Regions from separate parts of the Homo sapiens genome. Here region 1 is linked to region 2. A link is an interaction called in ENCODE POLR2A ChIA-PET data of the cell type or tissue named here. Cell type or tissue: PC-9. All regions are shown on one strand. Each heading gives the region's core, and the rest is flanking DNA. Links, peaks and the distances in the headings are about the cores only. Region 1 overlaps LOC105376270 (a long non-coding RNA gene). Region 2 overlaps OLFML2A (olfactomedin like 2A).

What was found. Peaks named below come from ENCODE experiments on the same cell type or tissue, not always from the same donor. Only the 100,000 strongest peaks of a DNase experiment are listed, where the experiment ranks them.
Region 1: POLR2A ChIA-PET joins it to region 2 with 37 read pairs; 2 of 35 experiments call an interaction of 5 or more read pairs at or near these places.

Annotation. Positions count from the first base shown.
Region 1 is chr9:124,429,846-124,444,730 of GRCh38, reverse strand. It overlaps LOC105376270 (a long non-coding RNA gene), which reads left to right. Exons shown (of 3, transcript XR_007061771.1): 3 at 5,666-5,823. Among named protein-coding and RNA genes, the nearest start is that of ADGRD2, 13 kb to the left of the region's middle. RefSeq lists an enhancer at 4,395-4,895. In PC-9, for the core only: no CTCF peak of the experiment used is centred there; no DNase peak of the experiment used is centred there.
Region 2 is chr9:124,806,506-124,821,390 of GRCh38, reverse strand. It overlaps OLFML2A (olfactomedin like 2A), which reads right to left. Exons shown (of 8, transcript NM_182487.4): 7 at 13,425-13,610; 8 at 6,509-11,583. The coding sequence ends at 10,979. Among named protein-coding and RNA genes, the nearest start is that of OLFML2A, 37 kb to the right of the region's middle. RefSeq lists enhancers at 8,177-8,678, 9,180-9,682, 9,683-10,183. In PC-9, for the core only: no CTCF peak of the experiment used is centred there; DNase peaks (open chromatin) are centred at 8,750 and 10,340; H3K4me3 peaks cover 426 bases; H3K27ac peaks cover 3,569 bases.

The sequences.
Region 1 (14,885 bases), core at 2,896-10,895, 380 kb after region 2:
AAGGTCATGAGTTCAAGACCAGCCTGGCCAACATGGTGAAACCCCATCTCCACTAAAAATACAAAAATTAGCCAGGTGTGGTGGTGGGCACCTGTAATCCCAGCTACTCGGGAGGCTGAGGCAGAAGAATCTCTTGAACCCGGGAGGTGAAGGTTGCAGTGAGCCGAGATCGTGCCACTGTACTCCAGCCTGGATGACAGAGCAAGACTCTGTCTCAGAAAAAAAAAAAAAAAAAAGAAAAAGAAAAAGAAAAAAAAACCCCACAAAACTTGGAGTTGGAGGCCCTGCCTCTTAGTAGCTACATGAACTTCTTGAGCTCCGGTTCTGTCATCTGTGACTTGGGATCCTATTCCCTACCCCACCTTCCTCCCAGGAAGCAATCAAATGAAAGAGTTGAGTTGTAACATGCCCAGAGTTGATACCAGTCTCAGCATGGCCATGCCTGAAAAAGTGAATCTCTTACTCCAGGTAACAAACAAATATTTCACCAAATAAAGAAGTGAACAAATACTTCACCAATACAAAAATAAAGTAAAAAAGTACGAAGTGAAACACAAATATAAAGTGAAAAATACATGGGGAAAAACCTTCTTCCTTAGTTTTCATCATAGGAATAAAAACAATAGCATTTTATTGAAACAGGCCCTGCTCATGTTTTGCTGGCCCAGGAACCTGGGAAATGATCCAGACTCTGCCCTAGGCAGAGACAGACCTCTTGTCTCCCAATTTTTAATTTGAAAATTATCAAACCCAGAGAAAAGCTGCAAGAATAGCACACAGAACACCAATATATCTTCCCCTGATTCCCCTCCTTCTTCTTAAAGTAAACCATCATAAGATGGTAACATTTTATGATACGAATTTGGTGAAAACCTTTTTAAAATCATAAAACTCTGTGCTGGCACAGTTGTGGTGAACTCAATACACTGAAGTAGAGTTACATGGAAAATAGCACAACACTCTTGGAAATCAAGAGAGTAATGTATTAAGAGCACCAACAAATGTTAAAATCCTTGACCCAGCTGGGCTCAGTAGCTCACGCCTGTAATCCCAGCACTTTGGGAGAGCAAGGTGGGCAGGTCACCTGAGGTCAGGAGTTCAAGACCAGCCTGACCAACATGGAGGAACCCCGTTTTTATTTAAAAAAAAAATAATAATACAAAATTAGCCGGGTGTGGTGGTGCATGCCTGTAATCCCAGCTACTCAGGAGGCTGAGGCAGGAGAATCGCTTGAACCTGGGAGGCGGAGGTTGCAGTGAGCCAAGATCGTGCCATTATACTCCAGCCTGGGCAACAAGAGTGAAACTCCATCTCAAAAAAAAAAAAAAAAATTCTTGACGCAAATAATTGTGCTCCATGGAAAATACATGCTGCATGAAGATATTCATCATAACATTATGTATAATATTTTAAAAATCGGAAACAACATAAATGTCCAACAAATACATCAGAACCATCCACTTGAAGAAGTACTAAGCCATTAATGAGAATTATAGAAACGACATAGTGATAAGGAAACTGCAAATGATCTAATAGTAAAAGAGAAAAGTAGAAAACAAAAATTATGTGTTGTATAATTGCAACTAAGTACAACTTGATGCAGCCTGGCAGATACTGTTGGTGACTGCCCAGCATTTGTCCTCACCGCCCTTCTTCTTTGTCCAGAAACGCTTGCTTTCTCAGCCTCCCTTGCAGTTGTGGGTAGTCATGTTACCACTGAGATGTAAACCAAAGTCTCCTGGGGGAATTTAGGGAACTATTTTGCTTTCCTGTGAAAAGGGGTTGTTGGCTGGGCACAGCGGCTCATGCCTGTAACCCTGTAGTCTCAGCACTTTGGGAGGCCAAGGCAGGAGGGTTGCTTGAGCCCAGGAGTTTGAGACCAGCCTGAGCAACATAGCAAGACCCCATCTTTACAAAAAAATAAAAAAAATTTGCAAGGTATGGTGGCACATGCCTGTAGTTCCAGTTACTTGGGAGGTTGAGGTGGGAGGATTCCTTGAGCCTAGGAGGTGGAGGCTGCAGTAAGCTGTGATGGTGCTACTGCACTCCAGCCTGGATGACACAGCAAGACTCTGTCTCAGAAAAAAAAAAAAGAAACAGAGAGAGAGAGAGAGTGTGTCATAGCTTTCACTATCCCCTTTCCCTCTTCCTTCTGCCTTGAATGCATGTGAGATGGCTGGAGCTGCAGTAGCTTTTCTGTGTCCATGAGGCAGTTAGTATGTCAAAAAGGATAGTGGAGCAGCATGATTGAAAGACCCTGAGTCTGTGACATCACTGAGCTGCTCCCCAATCTGGAGACCACCTACCAACATTTTTTTTGGTATGTGAGGAAAAGAAGCCCCCATTTATTTAATGCACTGTTGTTGTTACTTGAAGCTGACAGCATTCCTAACTGATACATGGACAAAGACTTAAAAATACAGTGAATGGTGCACAAGATTTGGAGTCAGACAAACTGGGGTTCAGATTTCTTTTCTCCCACTCTCTTATTGTGTGATTTAAGCCAAGTCACTTCCCCTGTGAGTCTCTGTTCCCTCAAGTTTATTTTTATTTTATTTTTTGAGACAGAGTCTCACTCTGTTGCCTAGGCTGGAGTGCAATCGTGCGATCTTGGTTCACTGCAACCTCCGCCTCTCAGGCTTAAGTGATTCTCCTGCCTCAGCCTCCCAAGTAGCTAGGGATTACAGGCACACGCTACTGTGCCTGGCTAATTTTCGTATCTTTACTAGAGCCAGGGTTTTGTCATGTTGGCCAGCCTGGTCTCGAACTCCTGACCTCAAGTGATCTGCCCACCTCGGCCTTCCATCAGTTCCTCAACTTTAAAATGAAGCTAATGACACTCACCTCTTGGGCTTTTCAAGAGTAGAACAACATGACAGAGTTGGAGTTCTTGGTTAACGGTAAAGGGATATTTACATTTAATTTTTCAAACTAGAAGTCTGAACTAAAATAAAAGAAGGAATTAGTTATTGTGTTAGAAGAGCGGAATTGGTCATTTTTTTCTTTCCTTTTTTTTTTTTTTTGTCTCAAATATTCTTAAGGCTGCTCTGGGTCTCTCTCTTCTGGACAGTGAGCACTTTGTGGTGTGGAAGGGTCTGGGCCTGAGGCCGGGGCTGCTGCTGGGTCCTGAGTGGAGGTGGCGGTAGGTGGAGCTCGCAGCTTGCAGCAGAGCCGGGCCAGGGCGGTGGGCTCCTCACCTGGCCCTGGCAGGCAGGCGGGCGCAGGTGGGGCTCGGTGGCAGCGGCTGTGACTCGAGGTAAAAATAATCAGGCAAGGACAGCTGCTTCCTCATCAGCAACCAAGAGGGAAATAAAGCTCATGTCCCCTCCAGCGAAAACCTGCTCTCCGGTCCCCTGGCTCCTGCCACCAACTGCTCGACGTCCTTGTGCCAATCCAATTTGAACGCCTGCGATTCACCCCAGAGAGGGCTTATTTTAACTTCATCAAGCGCAGAGAAAAACATCCAGGCTGGAGTCTGTGGGAGGGGGAGGAGCAGCTGCTTGGGGGCCTGGGCTGGGGATGGGGTCCCAGAGCTCCTACCCCTCAGTGGTGGGACTTGGGGTCCCCTCCTCCGAGTCGGGTTCAACAATCAATCAAGTCATTCCTTCAACCAAGGCTTAGTGAGCACCTACTGGGTGTTCCCTGAAATCAATGGGAGAAAGTCCCGAGGCCTTGGCCCGGCTCGTGAAGTCCTTTCCAAGTCCTCACCCCTTTCCCTGTCCCCTCAGTTCTCCAAACAGCCTCCTCTCGGGCTGCACCAGTCCTCCACGAAAGCCTAGGCATGCCGTGTTTTCTCCCGCCCATGCCTCACACCTTCCGCCTGAACTGTCTTTCCCCTGTTTCTCCACCCAGTGGAGGTCCAGAAATTCTAGAGAGTTCCTAGTTGTACCTCAAGCCTCAGCTTGGTCTCTCTGGTGGCTTCCCCAGCCCCTCCTGGCAGTGGGAGTGGTTCCCTCTGGGCTCCAGCAGGATTTTGTCCATCTATGTGTTTTAGCAAGGAAGCTGGGGGCTTCCTCCCTTCCTTGTCTACCCTTCTTTCTCTTCCAACAAGCACACTGACCTCTACTTTCTTTTTCCTTTTTTTTTTTTTTAGACAGAGTCTTGCTCTGTGCTCAGGCTGGAGTGCAGTGGCATGATCTTGGCTCACTGCAACTTCTGCCTCTCAGGTTCAAGTGATTCTCTTGCCTCAGCCTCCTGAGTAGCTGGGATTACAGGTGCCTGCCACCACGCCTGACTAATTTTTTTTTTTTAAGTAGAGACGGGGTTTCACCATGTTGGCCAGGCTGGTCTTGAACGCCTGACCTCAAGTGATCTGCCCACCTCAGCCTTCCAAAGTGCTGGGAGTACAGGCGTGAGTCACTGCACCTGGCCTCGTTTGGAAAATCTGAAAGTGTAATTGTTTCCTAGACCATGTGAAGTGCCCCGGAATCAAGGGGAGTGTTGACACATCCTAGGGCTCAGTGGCTCGCTAGGCTAGGTCCCAGGCTGGGTGTGGTTGGAGCTGTGGAGGTAGGCCTCTTGGGGAGGGTAGATGACAGGAGAGGAAGAAGAGGGAATTCCAGGTGTGTGGAGAGCTGGGAGAGAGTACAGACAGACCCAGAGGAAGAAATGAGGAAACTGGCGTGCTGGCTCAGAGAGGTGAAGCAGCTCATCCAAGGCCACACAGCTGAAGTGGCTGAGGTGGGCTTTGACCCCAGGTCTGTTTGGCCTCCTGCAAGCAGTTGACAGTGCTGGCTTGAGATGTGCTCCCTAGAGTTGACCTTGGAGCCCTCCACACCTTTGTCTTCTTGACCCCCTACATGGAGGCCTCCCGATGGACCTCCCTGGGAGAGGTGAGATGCACCTATGGGGGCACCTGACAGGATGGCCAGGGAAGCCCTCCAGTAAGACCGAGACACTGCCGAGCAGGGCAGAGCTCCCGGCCTGTGAGCCCCACAAATGGGTTCACCACATGCTGGCTGCCGTAGGCACCCATCATTTCTTATGTCCATCCCACCTGCTTCTCTTGGGGAGTTATCTTCTCCCACCATTCATGGGTTTCCACTCCAGCTGCCTCTCCTCAAAAGCAAACCAACAAGTAACATAAAATGCCCCGGGAATGCGCCTGAGCCATGTTTCGGCTGTTCCTCCAGTCACGGCCCAGCCGTGCAGTTCAGCGCTTCGCCTTGCCTGACACTTTGGTGTGAAGTGAGAAGAGCAGTGGTCCTGACCCTGGGGTTTCTGAGTTGGGAAGGTGAAGCTGGAGCTGCTGGTGGCCCCATGTCATGGGGTTAAGTTTAACTGCACACAACAGAAAGCTCCAAATAAAAGTGGCTTAAACAGGTAAAGATGTATTATTATTTTTAATGTAAAAGAAGCCTGATGGTGGCCAGTCCAGGTCTCATGTGACTCACTGAGACATTCCATCTCACCTCATGGCCCAAAATAGCTGCCAAAGCTCCAGCCATTGCACTTATGTTTTAGGCAACAGGAAGGAGGAAAGGTAGGTAAGGGCCTAAGAGTTTCTTCTTCCAGCGGTATCAGCTCCCTTCAGGCAACCTTCCCAGATGTACTACAGAATACTTGTGCTTATGTATCACTGGTTGCAAAGGAATTTGAGAAATGTCATTTATCATCTGGGCATTTTGTTGCCCCAAAGAGAACCAGGTTTCTGTCTTTGCCACAGGCTGCGTTTCCTGTTGTATCCATCTGCAATGGGAGGGAATAAATCCTGAGAGGAGGAGGAGGTGGGAGACAGAGACAGAGAGGAAAACACAGAGGCAAAGAGGGAGGCAGAAGGGGAACGAAGACTTCCCCAGTGCCTGAACCGATGGGGGCCTGAAGTCAGCCGCTGACCTCCAGGTAGCCTGAATCCACACTCCCCTCTCCGCCATTTCCCCTTTCCCCTTTCCTTTCCTTTCCGACGGAGTTTTGTCCTTGTTGTCCAGGCTGGGGTGCAATGGCACGAACTCAGCTCACTGCAACATCCGCCTTCCAGGTTCAAGCGATTCTCCTGCTTCAGCCTCCCGAGTAGGTGGGATTACAGGCGCGTGCCACCACGCCCAGCTAATTTTTTTTTTAGTTTTAGTAGAAACGGGGTTTCACCATGTTGGCCACGCTGGTCTGAAACTCCTGACCTCAGGTGATCCACCCGCCTTGGCCTCCCAAAGTGCTGGGATTACAGGCGTGAGCCACCGCGACTGGCCTCCGCTTTTTCTTACGCCAGGTTGAATTGGGTTTCCGTCGCTTGGAAGGGGAAGAATGAATGTGCTGACCTTGGGGAAGGATTTATCTCCCTCATGCCTTGATTTTTTTCTTCTGAGAAATGGGGTTCCTATTGGCTGCTGACGGAACTGTGTCAAGGATGGGATGTGTGACGTCAGGGGACCCTGCCCGGAACAGCTTGGCTGACCTGCTTCTCCTCCTGCCGCCACTTCCAGGGATTCTGCTCCATGATTGCTGAAAGTTTACACGGAACCTGCACCCTGTCAGGCCCCGGGAGCTGGCCAGGTGTAGGGAATTTTCTGGACACCTGAGTAGTGGGGTGAAAACTGAAGAAGCCGAAGATGGCGAGAAGAGTTGGGGGAGAGCTGGAGGGATTCCTGGAGCACAGGAAACAACTGGCGCCTTGTAGGGGCATGGCCCTGGGCACAAACAAAGGGGGCCAAGGCCCCTCCTTGAATGGGTCCGATGCTTGGGTGAGAGCCTGGCTGTGTCGGGGTGCTGGGCCATGGGGAATGCATTTTCAGCTTCGACACTGTCAACCCTGCCCAGTGCTTTCCTGCTCCTTCTGGAAACAGCACCTGGTTTTCTTTCTCTCTTTCTTTCTTTTTCCTTTTTCTTTTTTTTTTTTAAGAGACATGGTCTTCGTTGCCCAGGCTGGAGAGTAGGGTGCAGTCCTTGAACTCTTGTTCTCAAGCCATCCTCTCACCTCAGCCTCATTTTTTTTTTTTTTTTTGAGATGGAGTTTGCTCTGTCGTCCAGGCTGGAGTGCAGTGGGGCCATCTCGGCTCACTGCAACCTCCGACTCCCTGATTCAAGTGATTCTCCTGCCTTAGCCGCCCGAGTAGCTGGGATTACAGGCACGCGCCACCATGCCCAGCTAATTTTTGTATTTTTGGTAGAGACGGGATTTCACTATGTTGGCCAGGATGACCTAGAATGCCTGACCTCGTGATCCGCCCGCCTTGGCCTCCCAAAGTGCTGGGATTACAGGCACGAGCCATCGCGCAGGGCCTCAACTCAGCCTCTTGAGTTGCTAGGACTACAGGCATGCACCTCCATGCCTGGCTAATATATACATACACATATATATGGATATATATGGGGTCTTGCTATGTTGCCTAGACTTGGTATTGAACTCCTGGCCTTGCCCTCCCAAAGTGCTGGGATTGCAGGCATGAGCCACCATGCACAGCCAGCAACTGGTTTTCTTTGTGGAGCCTCCTCTTCCATGATCAGTTCCTGTGGTGCTGGGAGGGGCCGACCCCGCTCTATCCTCCTGGAGTGGCATATTTGTTTTGTATTTGTTTTCATGGCAGCACCTAGGTTAGTGTTTGGTTGAATAACCAACAATGGAAATCCTGCAGGATTGAAGGGGGCATCTTCAGAATTCTGACTGCCACAGGTGGGGATATAACCCAGGCTCCTCCAATAAGGGAACCGAATGCCCGGGTCAAACAGATTGACTCACTCTTTGGGAGACTGAGGTGGCCAGATCACTTGAACCCAGCCTGGACAACATGGTGAAACCCTGTCTCTACAAAAAAAAATTACAAAAATTAGCCAGTGTGGTGGGATGCACCTGTCATCCCAGCTACTCGGGAGGCTGAGGTGGGAGGATTGTTTGAGCCAAGGAGGTCGAGTCTGCAGTGAGCCAAGATTGCACCACTGCACTGTAGCCTGGGTACCAGAGTGAGACCCTGTCTCAAAAACAAAAAAAAAAAAAAAAAAAAGGAAAGAAATTTGAAGTGAATAGGATGGCTGTTGAAGATTTTAGTCGACTGATTTTGATTTTGTCTCTGTAGTAGCATCTTAAGGAATGTTTGATTTGTTGTAAGCTAAGGGTCTAGTGTGATTTAATTTTCTCATAAAAATATTTTACATTCAGAAAGCATATTTCCTCATGAATCTTCATGTGGTTCCTGTATCAGTCAGGACATGCTAGGACATGCTGCAGTAGCAATTCTAAAATCTCAGTGCCTTAAAATAGTAGTTTTGTGGCTTTGTTTTGTTCATGCTACATCCATCATGGGGAAGTTCTATTCTTGTGGCAAAAGGGCCCTAATCAAGGGACTCAGGCTGATACAGCAGAAATCATCCAGAGTGTCAGGAGTCACTGAGGCTGGGGAAAAAAAAAAAAAAAAGCTCCAGAGGAACCCACCCTGGCATTTAAATGCACCAGCCCTGAAGTGACACATATTTTGTGTGTGTGTGTGTGAGACTGGTCTGTCACCCAGGCTGGAATGCAGTGGTGCAGTCATGGCTCACTGCAGCCTCAAACTCCTGGGCTTAAGTGACCTTCCTACCTCAGTCTCCTGAGTAGCTGGGACTATAGGCAAGTGCTACCACACCTGGCTAATTTTTTTTTTGGAGACAGAGTCTCGCTCTGTCACCCAGGCTGGAGTGCAGTGGCACAGTCTCAGCTCACTGCAACCTCCACCTTCCAGGTTCAAGCAATTCTCTTGCCTCAGCCTCATGAGTAGCTGGGATTACAGGCATGTGCCACCATGCCCGGCTAATTTTTGTATTTTAGTAAAGTCAGGGTTTCACCATGTTGGCCAGGCTGGTCTCGAACTCCTGACCTCAGGTGATCTGCCCACCTTGGCCTCCCAAAGTGCTGAAATTACAGGTGTGCGCCTCCACGCCCGGCCCACCTGGCTAATTTTTTTTTTTTTTTTGAGACGGAGTCTTGCTCTGTCACCCAGGCTAGAGTGCAGTGGCGTGATCTCGGCTCACTGCAAGCTCCGCCTCCCGGGTTCATGCCATTCTCCTGCCTCAGCCTCCCGAGTAGCTGGGACTACAGGCGCCCGCCACCACGTCCAACTAATTTTTTGTATTTTTAGTAGAGACGGGGTTTCACTATGTTAGCCAGGATGGTCTCGATCTCCTGACCTCGTGATCCGCCCACCTTGGCCTCCCAAAGTGCTGGGATTACAGGCGTGAACCACCGTGCCTGGCCCACCTGGCTAATTTTTTAAACTTTTTTTTCTTATTTGTAGAGATGGAGTCTCACCGTGTTGCCCAGGCTGGTTTCAAACTCCTGGGCTCAAACCATCCTCCTGCCTTGACCTCTCAAAGTGCTGGCATTGCAGGTGTGAGCCACTGTGCCCAGCTTGTTCCCTATTCTTGAGTACCACCCAGTCTAAAGGGATCCAGGAAGTTTAACCTACCATGTCCTCTGAAGATAGGTCTAGAAATATTTGGTGAACAGACTAATGACTACTTCAATAAGAAATATTTTGGCGGCCAGGTGCAGTGGCTCATGCCTGTGATCCCAGCACTTTGGTAGGCTGAGGCGGGAGGATTGCTTGAGCTCAGGAGTTTGAGACCAGCCTGGGCAACATGCAAAACCTCATCTCTACAAAAAATAGAAAAATTAGCTGGGTGTGGTGGTGTGAGCCTGTAGTCTGGCTACTTGGGTGGCTGAGGTAGGAGGATTACTTGAGCCCCCGAGGTGAGGCTGCAGTGAGCCATGATCACACCACTGCACTCCAGCCTGGGCAAAAGAGCAAGATCCTGTCTCAAAGAAAAAAAAAAATATATATATATATATATGTATATAGTTATGTTGTTTATTTTCGTATTTTTTCAACTTGTTCCATCCCTTTATTTTTTTGCTAAACCTTTATTGTTTTGAATCTTTCACCAGCTTTTCATGTATCAATTCAATGTCAGTTTATTATTCTAGAAATGAGAAATATATCAAGAATTTAATTAATTAGAGTGATTGTTCTCTTCCAGATAGTCTTACTTCTGTTCTCCTGCTTTTTACAAGTTTATTCTTTTCAAAATAATTTTTCTGCAAAGAACTATGACAGTTTGTACAGGAAATGGTTCACTAGAAAACAAACCCTGAGAATGAGATTCTGAAATTGGATCACTCATCACTCATCAAATGGCAACAAAAGCCCATGGCAACAGGTAAGAGGGGCAGCGATCATGTCCGGCATGCTAAAGCATCACAATCGGACACATGGTGGAATGGGATGAGGAATAGGTGGACAGGAACACACTGGGTTATGCACTAGCTCTAGCACTTCAGCAATATGGCAGCATTGACAATTATACACGTTATGGGGTTGGCTGGCTCTTGTCCATTGCCTTGGACACCTTGAAGAAAGAGAATGACTGGCCTAGACCAGATAGCTCAGGGCATTCTGTGAAAGACCAGTGTTTAAAGGGAACCTAATTTCTTTCTTTCCTTCTTTCTTTCTTTCTTTCTTTCTTTCTTTCTTTCTTTCTTTCTTTCTTTCTTTCTTTCTTTCTTTCTCTCTCTCTCTCTCTCTTTCTTTTGAGATGGAGTCTCGCAGTGTTGCCTGGGCTGGAGTACAATGGCGCGATCTCGGCTCACTGCAACCTCTGCCTCCTGGGTTCAAACGATTCTCCTGCCTCCACCTCATGAGTAGCTGGGATTACAGGCGCCCACCACCACACCCAGCTAATTTTTTATAGTTTTAGTAGAGATGGGGTTTCACTATGTTGGCCAGGCTGGTCTTGAACTCCTGACCTCGTGATCTGCCTGCCTTGGCCTCCCAAAGTGCAGGGATTACAGGCCTGAGCCACTGCGCCCGGCCAAGGAACTTAATTTCTTTAGGCACTAAAAATCAGGCCCTGGATTTGATTGGAAGGACAGTACAGCTTCTGTGGAGATTGAGTGGTTAGGCTTGTGTCCTATGCTAAAGTCAGGGTCCTGATAGGGGAGGAGTGGGATCTCGAGGCCAAGGATGGAGCCGTTTGGATGGATGCACCTGAAAACCTAATCCAAAGGTTTCCCCTTGAACCTTCTGGGTCAGCAAAAGTGGTTCTTTCCCTCTTGCAAAGCACATCAGGCTTTTATAATTTTCTCCCTGGAGAGCTTGCAAAGACCTTTCTGGGGAAGAGACTTTGCAACACGCTCGTCCTTCTCAAGAGCCATAGCCACACTTTCCTCTTGGACGAGTTTCTTACGGCTGCTGTAACAAATCACCATGAACTCAGTGCCTTAAAACAACGCAAATTTCTCTCTTCCAGTTCAGTAGGTCCACAGTCCAAAACCCGTCTCTCTGGGCTAAGCCGAGGCGCTGGTGCAGCTGGCTTCTCCTGGAGGCTTGGGGCAGAGGATCTGTTCCCTTGCCTCTCTCAGCTTCTGGTGGTTGCTGGGATGCCTTGGTTTGTGCCCCTTCCTCCATCTCTCTCTCTTTTTTTTTTTTTTTTTTTGAGACAGAGTCTCACTCTGTCCCCCAGGCTGGAGTGCAGTGGTGCGATCTTGGCTCACTGCAACCTCTGCCTCCCGGGTTCAAGGGATTCTCCTCCCTCAGCCTCCCGAGTAGCTGGGACTACAGGTGTGGGCCACCTTACCTGTCTAATTTTTGTATTATTAGTAGAGATGGGGTTTTGCCATGATGGCCAGGCTGGTCTTGAACTCCTGGCCTCAAGTGATCCACCTGCCTCAGCCTCCCAAAGTGCTGGGATTACAGGTGTGAGCCACCGCGCCTGGCCTCCTTCTTCCATCCTCAAAGCCATGTCTGTCATTGCATCTCCTTCTCCTCTTCTGCAGTCAAGTTTCCCTCTGCCTCCCTCTTATAAGGACACGTGTGATGATATTTAGGAGTGACTCAGGTAAGCCAGAACAATCTCTGCATCTCAACATCTTTAACCTAATCACATTAGTAAAGTTCCTTTTGCTGTAGAAGGTAACGTTCACCAGTTCCAGGGATTAAGACCTGGGTGTCTTTGGGGGCCATTATTCCATCAATCACACCTCCCTTTATTGCCTCCAGACTAATAGCTAAAAGTAAATCGTAGCACAGCCTAAGTGAAGACATACTTTCCAGAAAGGGTAGTTTACTTTGGAGAGAATTGCAGGATCTGGCTAATACAGATCAACAGGAGTTTTAAGAACACCTAGAGGTGGATCTTGAGGTCATTGTACTGGGGTCTGTAACACAAGGTAGGAGAGGGGTGAGTTCATTGGTCTGGGTGTCCTTACCTATGACTCAGGATTTAGTGTACTGGCCCAGACACCTTGAGGAAGCCCTGATATGTTGTTGGGGTGGCTCCTGGAAGCTTGGACATGACAATGACCTACAGGAGTTGAGCTGGAGATGCTGGTGCTGCTTTAGCAGAGTATTGAAGAATAGGTCAGATGGCCCAGGGAGTCGGGCTTGTTAGAGTGGATTCACTACCTGAGACCCCAGCACTGCACTCTTTGATTTACCCCTGTCTCTGCAAAAGCCACATGGATCATGGTGGATGATGGTGAATGGCCATAAACTTAGCCAACGTGTAGTCCCAATATAGAATAGATCAACACAGCCTCAGTCACTTGGCATGGGGCTCTTGGTTTGGCAAATGCATTCTTTTGAGTTCCTATCAGTCAGAAGGATCAAAAGTAGTTTGCAGGCCGGGTGCGGTGGCTCACATCTGTAATCCCAGCACTTTGGGATGCCTAGGCGGGCAGATCACCTGAGGTCAGGAGTTTGAGACCAGCCTGGCCAACATGGTGAAACCCCATCTCTACTAAAAATACAAAAAATTAGCTGGGCGTGGTGGTGTGTGTCTGTAGCCCCAGCTACTTGGGAGGCTGGGGCAGGAGAATCACTTGAACCCAGGAGGCAGAGGTTGCAGTGAGCCAAGAATGTGCCACTGCACTCCAGCCTGGGCGACAGAGTGAGACTCCATCTAAAAAAAAAAAAAAAAAAAAGTAGTTTGCATTTATGAGAGAAGGGCAGTAAAGCACATTTATTGTCTCACTCCAGGGCTATGTCAGTTCTCCTGTTCTGTGTCGCAAAGTTCATACGGGCTTGGCATTCTGCCAAACATCCCATTCATCCACTCCATTGATGACACTATGTCCATTTGACCCCGTGGGCAGAGAGTGGATTGTTCTCTGGGGGCCCTAGTCAGACATATCTCTGTTAGAGGGTGAGAGAAAAACCCTACAGAGATTCAGGAACCTGCATATTGATAGAACTTTTTTTTTTTTTTTTTTGAGACAGAGTCTTGCTCTGGTACCCAGGCTGCAATGCAGTGGCCTGATCTTGGCTCTCTGCAACCTCTGCCTCCTGGGTTCAAGTGATTCTTGTGCCTCAGCCTCCCAAGTAGCTGGGATTACAGGCATGTACCACCATGCCCAGATAATTTTTTGTATTTTTAGTAGAGACAGGGTTTCACCATGTTGGCCAAGCTGGTCTCGAACTCCTGAGCTCAGGCAATCTGCCTGCCTCGGCCTCCCAAAGTGTTAGGATTACAGGAGTGAGCCACTGCACCTGGCCTTCATATTGATAGAATTTTTTTTTTTGAGATGGAGTCTCGCTCTGTTGCCTGGGCTGGAGTGCAGTGGTGCGATCTCGGCTCACTGCAACCTCCATCTCCCAGGTTCAAGTGATTATCCTGCCTCAGCCTCCTGAGTAGCTGGAACTACAGGCTCCTGCCACCACGCCTACCTAATTTTTGCATTTTTAGTAGAGATGAGGTTTCACCATGTTGGCCAGGCTGGTCTTGAACTCCTGACCTGAAGCAATCCACCCACCTTGGCCTCCCAAAGTGCTGGGATTACAGGTGTGAGCCACCGCACCCAGCTTGGCTAATTAAAAAAATTTATTTTTGTAGAGATGGAGTCTCACTATGTTGCCCAGGCGGGTCTCAAACTCCTGGCCTCAAGTGATCCTCCTGCCTTGGCCTCCCAAACCTCTAGGATTACAGGCATAAGCCACTGTACCCAGTCAAAATGATCAGTTTCAAGTGGGGATCAGAGCACGAGAGATCTAGTCAGTGGTGTAAGTACCTTGCTGCTTGGGCCTTACCCAATCACAAACCCAACGGTGCAAAAGAAGTATCCATGTAGACAAGGTTGTGTGTCTGCCACACCCTAACAGAAGATTCGTAGCACAGACCCCTAGGGTTAGAGGCAAGTTCATGACTTCTGATGTAGAGAAATGCTCACCCTTAGAAAATCAGCTCCTGGCATCCTTCTGGACTCTAGCAGAGACCAAGCAAGCACCTAACCAGGAGATATCAAATGACTATGAGATTTCAGCTGTCCATCATGAGCTGGTATTTTCTGATTCCCCAAGTTATAAGGTCAGGTGGACCCAGCAGCACTCCATCATATGATAAAAAGAGTACTTTGGAGTTTAGAGCCAACCAGGTCCAGAGAACATCAGTTACACAACTGTGAAGCCCGGGCCTTGATGTCACCTGTGTCTATTGCAGATGCCTCTCCCTCAGTTCACATCTGAGGCCTCAACTCTGAGCCTCCTGCCTCCCTCTTGTAAGACCCTTGTGAGGATATTATGCTCACCTGGATACTCCAGCATAACCGCCCCATTTATAGATCCTTAACTTAATCATACTTGCAAAATCCCTTTTATCATGTAAGGTAACATGTTCATAGGTTCTGGGGATCAGGACATTGACATCTTTGGGAGGGCCATTACACAGCCTGCCACATCTACCAATGAGCTGGGCATTCATTCATTCATTTATTCAATAATAAAAATTATTATTATTATTATTATTTGAGATGAAGTCTCATTCTGTCACCCAGGCTGGAGTGCAGTGGTGCTATCTCAGTTCACTGCAACCTCCCCCTTCCAGATTAAAGCTATTCTCCTGCCTCAGCCTCCCAAGTAGCTGAGATTACAGGAGCATGCCACCATGCCCAGCTAATTTTTGTATTTTCTACTAGAGACAGGGTTTCACCA
Region 2 (14,885 bases), core at 4,516-12,515:
TCCACAGGTGGTAGGTGGCAGAACCAGGATTCAAACTGAAGGCTGTTGGGCTCCAAGAAACTCGGACAAGTTCCTTCCAAAATGAGCTTGCCCAGGCTGCAGCAGCTGTTTGCATTTGTCAGGGACTCATGCAGAAAAACTACAACAGATTTGGGCTGGACATGTTAGTAGCAGTGACTTTCCCCATCAATAAAATCTGTGGCTTAAACAGACCTGGGAAACTTGACTTTTGAATCACCCTTGTCTAATCCATCCTGGTGCTGAGCCATGAGGAAGGAAGGCTCTGGCCCTGAGTGGGGGTCAGGGGCAGCTGGGAGAGGGAAGATCTGCACAGATGGTGAGGGGCGGAGGCCTCTCATGGAAGAGAATAAAGTTTCTGTCCTTGCAAAATTGGAATGAGGGCCCTGGAGCCAAGCAGCCAGGGCCGGGGAGGGGCCAGCCAACCTTTGGCACGTGAAATGCCAGCCGGCTCTCATGGCAGATAATTTTCGGTGATAATTCATCCCACCAGCAGGCGCGCATTCTGAAAGCCCTGTCTGTTCCTGCCTCACGGGGTCCCTGCAGGAATGTGGGGGGTTGAGGGGCTGGCCCCGGATGTAGGCTGAGTGGGCAGGGCAGTGTCTGGGCACTGCCTGGGGCCAGAGGGAGCCTTTGTGCTCTGTGCCTTGGGAACACCCCCACTCATAAAGACACCCCATGGGGGGAAAGGCTATCACGCCAGGCTAGGGCCTGCTCTCTTGGTTTCTTCTTCTGCGGCAGCCAACCCAGAGGTTGCTTTCCTGGGTACAGCCTGGGATCCGATACACCTCTTCTTTCTCTGACTTGTGGTGCATGCATCAGCCCCCAGATTCGCCCTGCCATGCCGGGTCCACACCAGCTGCGGGGTGCTCCTTCCAAGTGCCAGGAGGGTGATGGGCAGGGGGCCTCTACCTGGAATGCATGGCACAATCTCCTGGGGAGCGTTTAAAACCCACCCAAAATGGGCCGGGCGCAGTGGCTCATGCCTGTAATCCCAGCACTTTGGGAGGCCGGGGTGGGTGGAACACCTGAAGTCAGGAATTCGAGACCAGCCTGGCCAACATGGTGAAATCCTGTCTCTACCAAAAATACAAAAATTAGGCTGGGCACGGTGGCTCATGCCTGTAACCCCAGCACTTTGGGAGGCCGAGGCTGGCAAATCATGAGGTCAGAAATTCGAGACCAGCCTGACCAACACGGTGAAATCCTCTCTACTAAAAATACAAAAATTAGCTGGGTGTGGTGGTGTGCACCTGTAATCACAGCTACTCAGGAGGCTGAGGGAGGAGAATCTCTTCAACCCAGGAGGCAGAGTTTACAGTGAGCCAAGATTTCGCCACTGCACTCCAGCGTGGGTAACAGAGTGAGACTCCGTCTCTAAATAAATAAATAAAACCCGCCCAAAACGGCTGGGCACCATGGCTCATGCCTGTAATTCCAGCACATTGGAGGCTAAAGCAGGAAGATGGCTTGAGGTCAGGAGTTTGAGACCAGCCTGGGCAACATAGTGAGACCTCATCTCTATAAAAAAATTTTAAAAACTTAGCTGGGAATGGTGGTGTGTGCCTGTTGCCCCAGCTACTTGGGAGGCTGAGGCTGGAGCATAGCCTGAGCATGGGAGGTAGAGGCTGCATTGTGCCATGATTGCACCACTGCACTCCAGCCTGGGCAACAGAGTGAGACCCTGTCTCGAAATAAATAAACAAATAAATAAAACTAAATAAAACCCTCCAAATTTTGGTCCTCGCTCCCACGGACTGGTATATGGTCCAGGGTGGCGTCTGAGCACCAGCATCTTTTGAAACTCTCCAGTGATTCTGACATGAGCCTATGTGGGCTGAGGTCGAGGACGATTGGTGCAGCTTTTTGAGAGGGTGGCACTGCAGCTCAGCCACTTCCAGCTGTGTGGGTGGCCTTAAACACTGTAGCAGCCTGTGCCTCAGTTTCCTCATTTGTGAAATGTGGGCAGCAACGGTACCAATTTTATGGGGCTACTGGGAGGATTCAATGAGATAGTGCCATAAAGAATCAGCACCACACCTGGCTTAGAGCAAAGGCTTGGACGATGTAGCTCCTGCAGATGGTTCCTACTCATTCCTTTCCCACACTGGCCACGGGGAGATTTGGAACCTTGAAGTCGCAGGAAAAAAGTCTAAAGAGCAGAGAGGGCCCTCTCGAGGACTGTACCACCTGAGGTGACCAGGGGAGGCTCCCTTGCCCTGATCCAAAGCTGGTTGGGAGGTGTGGGCCGCTCCGTGGCTCCTGTGCGGATTCCCATGGCTCCTGTGGCTCCGGGAGCAGCCCACACTCCTTAGCAAGGCACATGGAGGCCCCGGGCTCTCCACTCTTCCAGCAGTAAAGCTCAGCGAGAGGGTGTGGTTGAGTGTGGCTTCCCTGCTCCCAGCAGGCTCTCAAGGGCAGGGAAGGGACTTGCTGAACATGGTGCTTCTGAGCCTGGCACACGGAAGGTATGTGTCATGGTGCACAGCCCACAGCACATGACATGCAGACCTGCCAGGACAGAGAGCAGATGCTCTGAGCAGAGAACCACCTGGTCACAACCCTGACAGTGGCCACCACTTCCTGAACGCCCACCGTGCACTGAGCCTCAGGCTAAGAGCTTACTCACAATCGCCCGGTGACTGCTCTTTTTGGCATGTGATGTTGTCCGCCAGGATGATAAAGGTCAGAGATAAGCCTGTCCAGCCCCCGAGCCCACAGAGCTCTATGGCCTCAGCCTCTGTGGGCCACAGGCTTGCCTTGAACACTGGATCAGGGCACAGCCAGCCGTGTGCCTGCCATATCCAGTGCTGTGAGTGTTATTGCCACAGACAAGAGAAAGGCCACAGCTTTTTTTTGTAGTTGCAGACTGGGGTGGGGGTTTTTAGGCAGGTGTTTTTCTCTGAAGATGGGTTTTCTCATTTTCCTAGAACCGCAAGATGAAGAGAGTCGCCGTTAATATCCTGTCTGCTCTCCAGCCTCCATGATCTGAGATGGCATTCTAGAGATTTCTGTGTGGAACCTGACTTAACAAATATTGCTGCACAAATAAATGAAAGAAGTGTAGCTTGTGCAGCGGCCATGGCTTCAGAGCCAAGGGTGGCTGGCTCAGGAGTTCATGTAGGAACTTGCCCAAGGTTTCAACATACATCAGTTGGTTATCTGAGGACATACGTTGAGAATCTCCTGGGTGCTGACACAGTGGGGAACGAGGTCTGTTCTCACAGAGCTCACAGAGGGGAGATGGATGTGAAGCAGGTAAACTCATAAATTAATAGTAATTAGTGGCCAGGCATGGTGGCTCAAGCCTGTAATCCCAGCACTTTGGGAGGCCGAGGCAGGTGGATCACCTGAGGTCAGGAGTTCAAGACCAGCCTGGCCAACGTGGTGAAACCCCTTCTCTATTAAAAATACAAAAATTAGCCAGGCTTGGTGGTGGGTGCCTGTAATCCCGGCTATGTGGGAGGCTGAGGCAGGAGAATCTCTTGAACCCAGGAGGCGGAGGGTGCAGTGAGCTGAGACCGTGCCACTGTACTCCAGCATGGGGGACGGAACAAGACTCCGTTTTAAAAAAAAAAAAAGACAGAGTCTTGCTCTGTTTCCCAGGCTCAAGTGATCTTCCCACCTTAGCATCCTGAGTAGCTGGGACTATAGGTATGCACCACCATGCCTGGCTAATTTTTTAGTATTTTGCAGAGACAGGGTCTTACTGTGTTGCCCAGGCTGATCTAAAAATTCCTGGGCTTAAGTGATCCTCCCGCTTCAGGCCCCCAAAGTGCTGGGATTACCAGTGTGAGCCACCACGCTGGACCTCTGGCTGGGGTCTTAAGCCAGGAAAAATGGGGTAGTGGGGAGCAGATGGGACAGGCTGGTGAAGGGCTCAAGGAGCGATGTCATGATCCAGGTCACCCAAAGCCCAGCCATTTTGGCTTGCATGGGACTAGAGTCAGCCCCAGGGGTGTGTGCAGGGTGAGAAGGATGTGGCTCCAGTGGCCACTGCAGTGGTGGAGTGGCATTGCTGTTATGTTTCTGGTTGGTGTGTCTATGGAGAGCAGGACCCCTATCATTGCCAGGGGCTACAGGGACAGTGCCCAGGTCTGCCAAATCTGGCCTCCCACTGGGGGAGGCTGCGGAGGGAGGTCTGGCTGAGCAAGTGTGTCTGTGGGCATCTGTGCATCTGTGTATGTGGGGGTGGAGATGGTCTTAATCCAAGTCCACCCATGAGTAGTTGAGACAGCTCCTCTAAGCTGCCATGTGAGGGCCTGAATCATATGGGAGAGAGCTGTTCCCTTTCCATCCATTCCATCTCTCTGAGTATATTGAGGACAGTGTCCACTTGCTGCCACTTTCTGTCCACTGTACCCTTGACGTCCCGTAAACACTTGCTAATCTTCCTTTTTTTTTTTTTTTTCTTTTGAGATGAAGTCTCGGTCTGTCACCCAGGCTGGAGTGCAGTGGCGCAATCTTGGCTCACTGCAACCTCCGCCTCCCGGGTTCAAGCAATTCTCCTGCCTCAGCCTCCCAAGTAGCTGGGAGGCACGCACCACCACACCTGGCTAAATTTTGTATTTTTAGTAGATACGGGGTTTCGCCGTGTTCACCAGGCTGGTCTCGAACTCCTGACCTCAGGTGATCCGCCTGTCTCAGCCTCCCAAAGTGCTGGGATTACAGGCGTGAGCCACCACACCTGGCCTCTAATCTTCCTTTTTAACGAAGGGCGATGGGGCCTGAGGGCTAGTGGATACAGTCTGTATTGGAAGGCAACTGTGGTGCTTGTTGTCAATGTAGCATCCCAGTTTGTGGTCATTGCCACTGGCTTTCTTTTTACTATTGTAATATACATCTTCCTCCTTAAACATTTGTTTAAAAGCATTTTTTAAATAAAGTTTCCTTTAATTTTACTAAAATCATTTTAGTGAAAAGAATGGAATCATCTGAAAGAGAAACAGTAAGTCATGCTGAAGTTGGAAAAGGGAAATGGGAAAAATCACCAAGAGGGGTTGTGAATGACTGCAGTTTGGGCCACATGGGACTATGCGACCTCCAAGGTCCCCTCCCCAATTCCATGATACGCTCTTTTTCCTAGGAAAGCATTCTTTTTTTTTTTTTTTTTTTTGAGACGGAGTCTCGCTCTGTCGCCCAGGCTGGAGTGCAGTGGCACGAGCTCGGCTCACTGCAAGCTCCGCCTCCCGGGTTCATGCCATTCTCCTGCCTCAGCCTCCCGAGTAGCTGGGACTACAGGTGCCCATCACCACGCCTGGCTACTTTTTTTGTATTTTTAGTAGAGACAGGGTTTCTCCGTGTTAACCAGGATGGTCTCGATCTCCTGACCTCGTGATCCACCTGCCTTGGCTTCCCAAAGTGCTGGGATTACAGGTGTGAGCCACAGCACCCTGCCAGCCTTTCTTTTCTTTTTCTTTTTTTTTTTTCCTTACCTTTCCCTTGGCCCCACATTCTCTGACCCAGGAGTGAGTGTACCCTGCACCTCTCTCTGCAGTTGGCACAGGAAGGCAGGGAAGGGGCCGAGGCTAGTGTCTGAACACCTTTGGGAACACCTGGCTTGTCTTCTCCACTCGGCGGGGTCTGGCTTTCAGTCTCAGTTGGATTCTGCACAGCTCACCACTCCAATTAGTTCCATCGGCAGTGTAGCAACAATGCCAGTTCTCATAACAAACTCTTTATTTTTTATTTTTATTTTTTTGCATGCCACAACGCCTGGCTACTTTTGTTTATTTTTTGTAGAGAGGAGGTCTCACTATGTTGCCCAGGATGGTCTTGAACTCCTGGTCTCAAGTGATCCTCCCACCTCAGCCTCCCAAAGTGCTGGGATTACGCGCATGAGCCACCATGCCCGGCCTCCAATTCCCATTCAGCTAACAGCGTACTTAATCTCCCATCCACCTACCCCATTCATTTTTCCACACCATCAGTTCCTTCCAATGCCTGATCATGAATTTTTTTTTTTACTTTTTTATTATTATTTTTTTTTTTTTGAGATGGAGTCTTGCTTTGTCACCCAGACTGGAGTGTGGTGGCGCCATCTTGGCTCACTGCAACCTCCCAGGTTCAAGCAACTCTCCTGCCTCAGCTTCCCGTGTAGCTGAGACTACAGGCACGTGCCACCATGCCCAGCTAATTTTTGTATTTTTTGGTAGACAGGGTTTCACCATGTTGGCCAGGCTGGTCTCGAACTCTAGAATATATACAATATGATCTTCTCCATTTTAATAGGAGAAAGGTCAGACCCCAAGCAAATTCCCCAAGTTCGACCCCTGGTTTGACAGATTCTAAGGCTTATGCTCTTGCACAGTTGTTTGTGAGTGTGCACTCCTGTGCTGTGTTGACCTCTAGTAATCCACCTACCTCAGCCTCCCAAAGTGCTGGGATTACAGGTGCAAGACACCATGCCCAGCCGACAAATTATTTGTTTTAAAAGTTATTAAATGTATGTGTTCTGATAAAGATATGGACCACAGCATTTAGTCCAGACTTTTAAATCAAACCTTTGATCATGTCTTTATTTAGATATAGCCCATCTTGTTGCAAAACAGATATCTCAGCAACTTACAAAAATAAAGTACAATAGCATAAAAATAAAAAGATTAGGGTAAAGGTAAAAGCAGAAAGCTAGAATGAAGCGAGTCTAGTAGGAGACTCAGCACAATTGGAAAAAAAAGGGTCTCGAATTTGACTTTGAGCTTCCCAGCGGCCAAAACAAGGAAGAAAACATGACTGGTTACAAGATTCCTACCAACAGTTAGTCTGGGACTCTGGTACAAAAACAGACCTGGTTTATACCTTGACTCTACTGCCTGTTGGAGACGTGACCCTGAGCAGGTTGCTTAAGCTCTCTGAATTTGAGGCTCATCACCTGTAATGGGGAGGAATAATGCCGGCCTCGGGGCTCCTGGGGGGGGATTAGGGGTAAAGCTCTAGAAGGGTCTTGTCCTCACTAAGCTGCATGTTCTTAGCTGTAAGAGGGAGTTCACAGCCCTACCCTGAGCGGGAGAGAACTTGACCAAACCTGTGGCATAAAAGAGGTGGGGCTGGATTCCAACCCAGGGCTCCCTAACTCCCAGCCAGGGCTCTCTGCCAGCCATCCAGTGCCATGTCCTGTCATGACAGCGGCTTCCAATGCTATCCCAGAGTTAAAGACGCTTTGGAACACATGGGCTTTCAAGAGCCCTCAAATCATTCCCAGGAAAATCCCCCAGCTCCACCTTTAGCACTGCCCGCAAGGCGGGAGCTCCATTCTCTACCCCACCGCAGAGAAAGCCGATTAAATGTAAGGCCTGGACATCTCTAGGGGGAACGCAAGAGGTAGCCAAAGCCCCTCATGAGTCACGTTGTTCAGAAACACCCGAGACAGCTTCCTTTGCCTTCCTTTGCCTTTGTAGACGAGGTCAGCAAGAAGACCTGGTCCCCCTCAGTCCAGGCCCTCCCTTGTTTGAAGTACCTTTTGCCAAAAGCAACAAAGCCCAAGACAGGTAAACAAACAAACAAACAAACAACCTCAAAAGCTGTTGGGGATCAGGTTTCCATGACAGCTCACAAGTGTGCAGTTGTGGGCTGGTTCCAGTTCCCTACAAGAAAAACCTTTCCCTTCCTCACCAACAGGACAACATCCAACTGTCTTAGAATTTTTTCTCTGTAAATTTATACTTGACTTTGTTCTAAATATGACTGGAGGCATCCACTCCTTGGCTTGGCATTCAGGCTTTTTATGAGCTGGCCCCAACCTCCTTCTTGGGGCTTCTCTGTGGATGCAGTTTAGGGATAAAAGCAACAGCCTCCGTTTCTGGAGCTGCCACTGGAGTGACAGGCTGGTGGCAAAGAACACGCACTGACCAGCGCCTGGAACAGGCTGAGCTGCTGTGTGAGCCTGGGTAAGTCTCTTCTCCTCAATGTCCTCATCTGTAAAATGAGGACATTCAGGATACAGACCTCCCACTGTTGTGAGGCTGCAAGGATACGCCCGTGGCAGGCTTAGCACAGCTGGTGCTCAGTTAATGATGATGGTTTTCTTACCTGATTTTGAAACCTGGTTCTCCACTTAACTGCCTATGTGACGAGCGACCTAACTGTTCTAGGCGCCAATGTGACCATATGTAAAATGAAGAAACTGGCCAGGCGTGGTGGCTCATGCCTGTAATCCCAACAGTCTGGGAGGCTGAGGCAGGTGGATCACCTGAGGTCAGGAGTTTGAGACTGGCCTGGCCAACATGGTGAAATCCTGTCTCTACTAAAAATACAATTAGCTGGGCTTGGTGGCAGGGCCCTGTAATCCCAGCTTTTCAGGAGGCTAAGGCAGGAGAATCACTTGAACCCGGGAGGCGGAGATTGCAGTGAGCTGAATCGCGCCATTGCATTCCAGCCCGGGCAACAAAAGCGAAACTCTGTCTCAAAAAAAAGAAAAGAAAAGAAAAAAGAAAAAACTGACCATACCCACCACATAACCCACTTACAAGGGTATGAAAACAGAAGAGGCCTAGTGAATGTTTGTTTGGCGGCTGTGGCCAGGATCGTTCCCCCAGAATGCAATGCTGCTTGCCCCTTAACTTTTAAAAATCAGCCTATTCTCACTTTCCTTTTTTTCAGATTAATGAAGAAAGGGGGGCCTTCTCCTTCTTCTCACATGGTTGGGCTATGATGTCATGAAAGACACAGTCTTGTAAAACCCACACCCAGGGCCAAGGGAGATGCCGGGGCCTCGAGGCCCCCTGGTGAGTCTGGAAGAGGAGCCTGCAGTGGTTAGTTGGCCGGGGGTGGGGGCTGGATGTGACCATGATGAGTCAGGCCTGGCTGGGCTGGTTGTCATCATTCCCCTGTATTCCAGGGGTGAGTTAGAGCTTAAACAAAACAGCACCTGACAATGCCTGAAAGAAGTGTATTCTGCACAAAAAGCATTTGCTGGCCAGGCGCAGTGGCTCATGCCTGTAATCCCAACACTTTGGGAGGCTGAGGCGGGCGGATCACCTAAGGTCAGGAGTTCGAGACCAGCCTGGCCAACGTGGTGAAACCCCTGTCTCTACTAAAAATACAAAAATTAGCTGGGTGTGGTGGTGGGTGCTGTAGTCCCAGCTACTAGGGAGGCTGAGGCAGGAGAATCGCTTGAACCCAGGGGGCAGAGGTTGCAGTGAGCCGAGATCGCGCCACTGCACTCCAGCCTGGGCGACAAGAGCAAAACTCCAACTCAAAAAAAAAAAAAAAGGCATTTCTTTACACTCTTACACTCTTGGCTGTGCAGCTGACCTTCCTAACATGGCAACTGGTATTCAAACATACAGACATCCAGGGAGCTGGCATTGGGACAGAATGAAGGCAGCAAGGGCCAGGGGGCAGGTGAGGATGAGCAGTAAATGTCCTTCACAGGTGCTGGGGTGCCTTCCCAGGTAGGGCAGCCTCCATGTGCGGAGAATAAAGGATACAGACAGAACCCTTCTGGAAGGAGATCGGCTGTGCCCAGCTCCCAGTGTGACACTGAGCTGCTCTCTAAACTTTTCTGAGCCTCTTTTCTCTTTCATGAAACAGGGAGTTGGGCTAGAAAATTTCTTTCCAGCTCTAAAAATACTGTCTAAAAAAGCAGAAGAGGGGCAGGCTTGAAGGCCTCGTCCTCTGGGCTGTGTGGGTCTGAGGCTCTGGGGAGCCACCAGTGGCCCCGGGCAAGGTGGCCCCCGTGCATCCTCAACCCAAGTCCTGGGTCGAGCCAGGAAAAGTCCAGTCTGCAGACCCTCAGTTCTTCCCTCCCCGTTCCCACCCTCTGGTTCTCTCCTGCAACCAGAAGAAGGCCTGATGCCTCCCCTGGACCCAACTACTCACACCATGTCTTCTGCAGCCCCCAGGCTGCTGGGCCAGCCTGCCCAGTGACCAGGTCAGGGCTGGCAAGGAAGAGGGAAACTGTGCCATCCTGGCACCACACCAGACTTGGGCCTAGGGTCTTATTCATGGCAGACCCGGAGGTATCCCTGAGTGTGTAAAGGTTGTGGGTTTGAAAGCCCAGAGAAAAAGGACAAGGCGGACTCCAGGCCCAAAGGCTCTGGGATGAACCAGGGAGGGGACCCAAGGCCTGACTATGTGAACAACGCCAGTGCTTCTGGGTGGAGAGGGAGCCTCAGCTCAGCTCCCCACCCTGGCAGAGCTGCCGGCTGCCTTCTCAGCTGCTGCTGCAGAAACAAATGACGGCACTGATGAAGAATAAGAGAAAATAAAAATGAGCATAGAGCAGACAGGGGCCTTGGAACAGAGGATGGGATTTTCTCTCGGGGTGCGGTTTCTGCTCAGCAGCTAGGTGACGGTAGAGGTTTGGAATGTGGCCGGACAGCGGGTGGGGTGGGCTGGGCTGAGGGGGCTGGCCAAAGACAAGAGACAAGGACATTGGCTAAGGGGCCCAAAGCCCAGGGCCACCAACAGCTCAGCCAGAACAGGGCCCTAGGATGGCAGGCAGAGCCAGGGCCTCCACCCCACACCAGTACACTGGCCCTAAAGACCTCTGGTTCTGAGTGGCCCTGGGAAGGGAGACTGGGTTGAGAGAACAAGGGAGACCGGGGAGATGGGGGAGGGCAGGGAGGGGAGGGCGTGGTGAAGTCTCCTCATCCCTAAAATGGGGCTGTCCTGAGAGCACAGCCTGCCTGATCACAACTGAGGTGTTAGGCAAGGGACGGTGCCTCTCTGAGCCTGTCTCCTCGTCTGTTAAATGGGTTCATGATCTCTACCTCCAAGGGAGGTGCTAGGAGAATCAAACGGGTAAGTGTGTGGGAAGTGCTTGGCACGGTGCTCTGCAAGTGGAAGCAAGTATTACCCACTGGGTGCTGAGGAAGCTCAATCCTGGTGACCACCTCATGCCCAGTCCCAGCCCTGGGCTGGCCCCCAATAAATATTTGCGGACTGGGTCAGTTGCAGGAGCTGCTGTGCAAAGCCCCTCCCGCACTGCTGCCCCTCTCCGGGGAGCACAGGTCTCCACTCAGACCACGAAGTGGAGGGTGTAGGTGAGCTGGTGGCCATTGTCCCAGGCGTACAGCACCCGCTCCTTGGGGTTGTAGTCGATCTGGGTGGTGTAGGCGTGCTCGTTGAGGAACGGCAGCTGGGGGCGTGCGTCGGTGCCCGTGTGCGTGTCGAAAGCGTAGGCGACCTGGCCTTCCTGCTGGTTGTACGTGTCCACGGCATACAGGATGCCGCACACCAGGAAGCAGTTCCCGTAGGAGTTCCGCCGCAGCCGTGTCTTCCACGTGGTCTCCCGGTGCACGGAGAGATCGCCGGGGTCCAAGCGACTCAGGACGATCACCTCGGGCTGGGCCTCATCGCGGTCGTCCACGGCGGGGTAGATGACCCACAGGCCGCTCTCGTCCACGGCAAAGTCAATGTCCGAGTGTCCGCGCCACTTCCAAGGTGTGGTGTCCTCATATACCACGTCGGGCAGCAGCGCCCAGGAGGCCACGAAGCGCTGCCGTAGGTCGTACTTGATGATGTTCTTGGTGAAGGCGCGGTTGTAGTAGAAGGCGCCCTGGTACACCACGTGGCCTGTGCCGATCCAGTTGTAGGGTAGCTTGTACATGTTACTCCAGCGGCCTGCAGGCGAGGGCGATGGTCACCCCAGACCTCCCGAGCAACCCCAGCCCACCCACATCCCCTGAGCCCACCAAGGGCTCTCAGTGGCCCAGTAAGTGACTGATACCAAGCATGTGCAGTGTGCCTGGAGCTGGGATGACATCTTATTATGGCACAAGCGTCTCCTGAAGGAGGTCTATCGTCATCCCATCTGCTTAAAAAAAAAAAGGCTCAGAGGATCAAGGTCGCCCAGCTCTGGAATGGCACAGCTAGGATTTAGACACAGGGTGACATCAGCCCCATTCTTTGTCTCCAGGCCTTCGTCCCTGCTGTTCCTCTGTTAGGACTGCCATTCCCCAGGCCATCTGCTTGGGGAATGCCTGCCCATCTTTCAGAGCCCCAGGCCAATGTCACCTCCTCTAGGAAACCTTCACTGACCTCCCTAGCCTGAGTGAGGGGCCTCTCCTCCAGCCTCCCATAACCCTTTGTCTTTTATCCCCCCAGGACACGTCTGTAGCAGCCAGACAGAAGCCTTCATCTTGATACTTATCACTGGCTTCCTCCACCACCCTGTGCGCTGCTTGAGCAGAAAGCCGGCCAATTTTGAGCTAGCGGAGGAAGGATTTCAGTTGTTCCAGGCCTTTATTTTTTTCATATTTTTCGAGATAGAGTCTCTCTCTGTCATCCAGGCTGGAGTGCAGTGGTGCGATCTCGGCTCACTGCAACCTCTGCCTCCCAGGTTCAAGCAATTCTCCTGCCTTAGCCTCCCAAGTAGCTGGGATTACAGGCGCCTGCCACCACACCCAGCTAATTTTTTTTTTTTTTTTAATTTTTTAGTAGAGACGGGGTTTCACCGTGTTGGCCAGGCTGGTTTTGAACTCCTGACTTGAAGTGATCAGCCCACCTCAGCCTCCCAAAGTGCTAGGATTACAGGTGTGAGCCACCACGCCCGGCCTGTTCCAGGCCTTTAGTTGTGACTCCATGGCTCTCGGGGTTAAGTCCAAACTCCTTTATCTGGCTCACCAGGCCTGCCCCAGCTTACTCAGTCACCATCCCCCCTACCCCAGGCCATCACGTTTCCTCTCATTGCCAGGCCTCTGCATGTACTCAGCCTTCTGCCTGGAACACCCTTCCCTCTCCCTTCCGCATGGCTTACTCCTACTCTTCTTCCAGGGCCCAGCTCAGCATCACCTTCCTGGGAAGGTCTTCCCTGATCTCTAGGCTGGGTTCCCATAGCCCCTTCAGTGCTCCCTCTAATGCTGTACTGAAATCGTCTCTTTAAGCCTTTGCCTCCCCCACCAGACTGTGCATTTCTGAAGGGCAGGCTAGATCTAAATGACCCCTTCCTGGCATCATTCCCCAGGTTTGATAAGCAGAATTCTGCCCTTCCCTGTGCCGTCAGCTCCATCCTGGCCCCTGCCCAGACCTGCAGCTCCGCTAAGACCTGAGACACTGCGCACCTATAAAACAGGTGATAACCCCACCTCCTGGAGGTATGTAGCTACCAAGAGCTGATACACGGGGGGCGAGATCAGCACAGGGTAAGCGTTCAACAAATGGAAACTCAGTATTGGCCCCTTGATGGTAAGTCACACTTGTGAGGGCAGGACCATGTCTCTCTTGTTTGCCGCTGCATTCTGGTTCCTGGCAGGGTGCTAGCACACCGGGGTGCCATGGGGTCTGTCTGGGCCTCCAGCCCAGTGCCCTCAGCCCAGAACCCCCTCCTTGGGGTGGCTAACAATCTGGAGCTCAACCAGCCTATACCATAGAAACCCACAAGGCAAGGAAGGCCAAGTCCCCATGAGGACCCCTCCCCAGGTTGTCCATACCCAGCCCCCTCTCCACCTCCGGGGGTCCCTGACCTTGCTTGAAGTTTTCCAGGTTGCGGAACTCCACCAGGCTGTTTCCATAGTAGTAGTTGGTGACATAGATCCTGTCGTCTCGAGCTGCAGGGTCCTTCATCCAGGCTCCCTCGTGGCGCCCATAGCTGTGGTGCCTCACAGGGGGGTCCACAGCCCGGAGGGTGCCCTCACAGCTCGCCTCTCTGCCTGTGGGGAGGAGGGCAGGCAGCATCGGTACACAGACCCCCAAGCCCCCCAGCCAGAGCAACGGGCTGGGAATGTTATCTGGGTCTAACTTAAATCTCTCCTGAAATTTTGTTTGTGGCCTTCTTTCCCCTTTCCTCATCATCAAAACAATGCCTGATCGTTACCAAAAACATAAAACATTCAGAAAAGCAGAATGGAGGCCAGGCGCAATGGCTGACGCCTATAATCCCAGCACTTTGGGAGGCCAAGGCAGGTGGATCACCTGAGGTTAGGAGTTCAAGACCAGCCCGGGCAACATGGTGAAACCCGTCTCTACTAAAAATACAAAAATTAGCTGGGCATGGTAGGCGGTGCCTGTAATCGTAGCTACTCAGGAAGCTGAGACAGGAGAATCACTTGAACCCAGGAGGCGGAGGTTGCAGTGAGCAGAGATCATGCCACTGCACTCTGGGCGACAAGAGTGAAACTCTTCTCAAAAAAAAAAAAGAGAATGGAGAAAATAAAAATCTTCAAAGTTATATTATTCATTATATGTGGAATCTAAAATAGTCAAACTCGGCCAGGCACAGTGACTCACACCTGTAATCCCAGCAATTTGGGAGGCTGAGGTGGGAGGATCACTTGAACTCAAGACTTGAAGACCAGCCTGGGCAACATAGCAAGACCTTCTCTCTACAAAAAAAAAAAAAAATTTTTTTAATTAGCTGAGCATAGTGGTGTGCGCCTGTAGTCCCAGCTACTGGGGAGGCTGAGGTGGGAGGATTGCTTGAGCCTGGGATATTGAGGCTGCAGTGAGCTGTCATCACACCACTGCACTCCAACCTAGGCAACAGAGCAAGACACCGCCTCAAAAAAAATAAATAAATAAAAATTGGCTGGGCGCGGTGGCTCATGCCTGTAATCCCAGCAGTTTGGGAGGCTGAGGTGGGCGGATCACAAGGTCAGGAGTTTGAGACAAACCTGGCCAATGTGGTGAAACCCCATCTCTACTAAAAATAAAAAAATTAGCTGGGTGCGGTGGTGGGTGCCTGTAGTCCCAGCTACTCTGGAGGCTGAGGCAGGAGAATCACTGCAGGAGGTTGCAGTGAGCCAAGATCACACAATTGCACTCCAGCCGGGTGACAGAGTGAGACTCCATCTCAAAAAAAATAAAAATAAAATAAAAATAAATAAAAATAAACATTAAAAATTTAAAAAGTTAAAAAGTCAAACTCATAAAAGCAGAGAGTAGAATAGTGGTTACTAGTGGATGGGGGGATTGAGGAGATGTTGCTT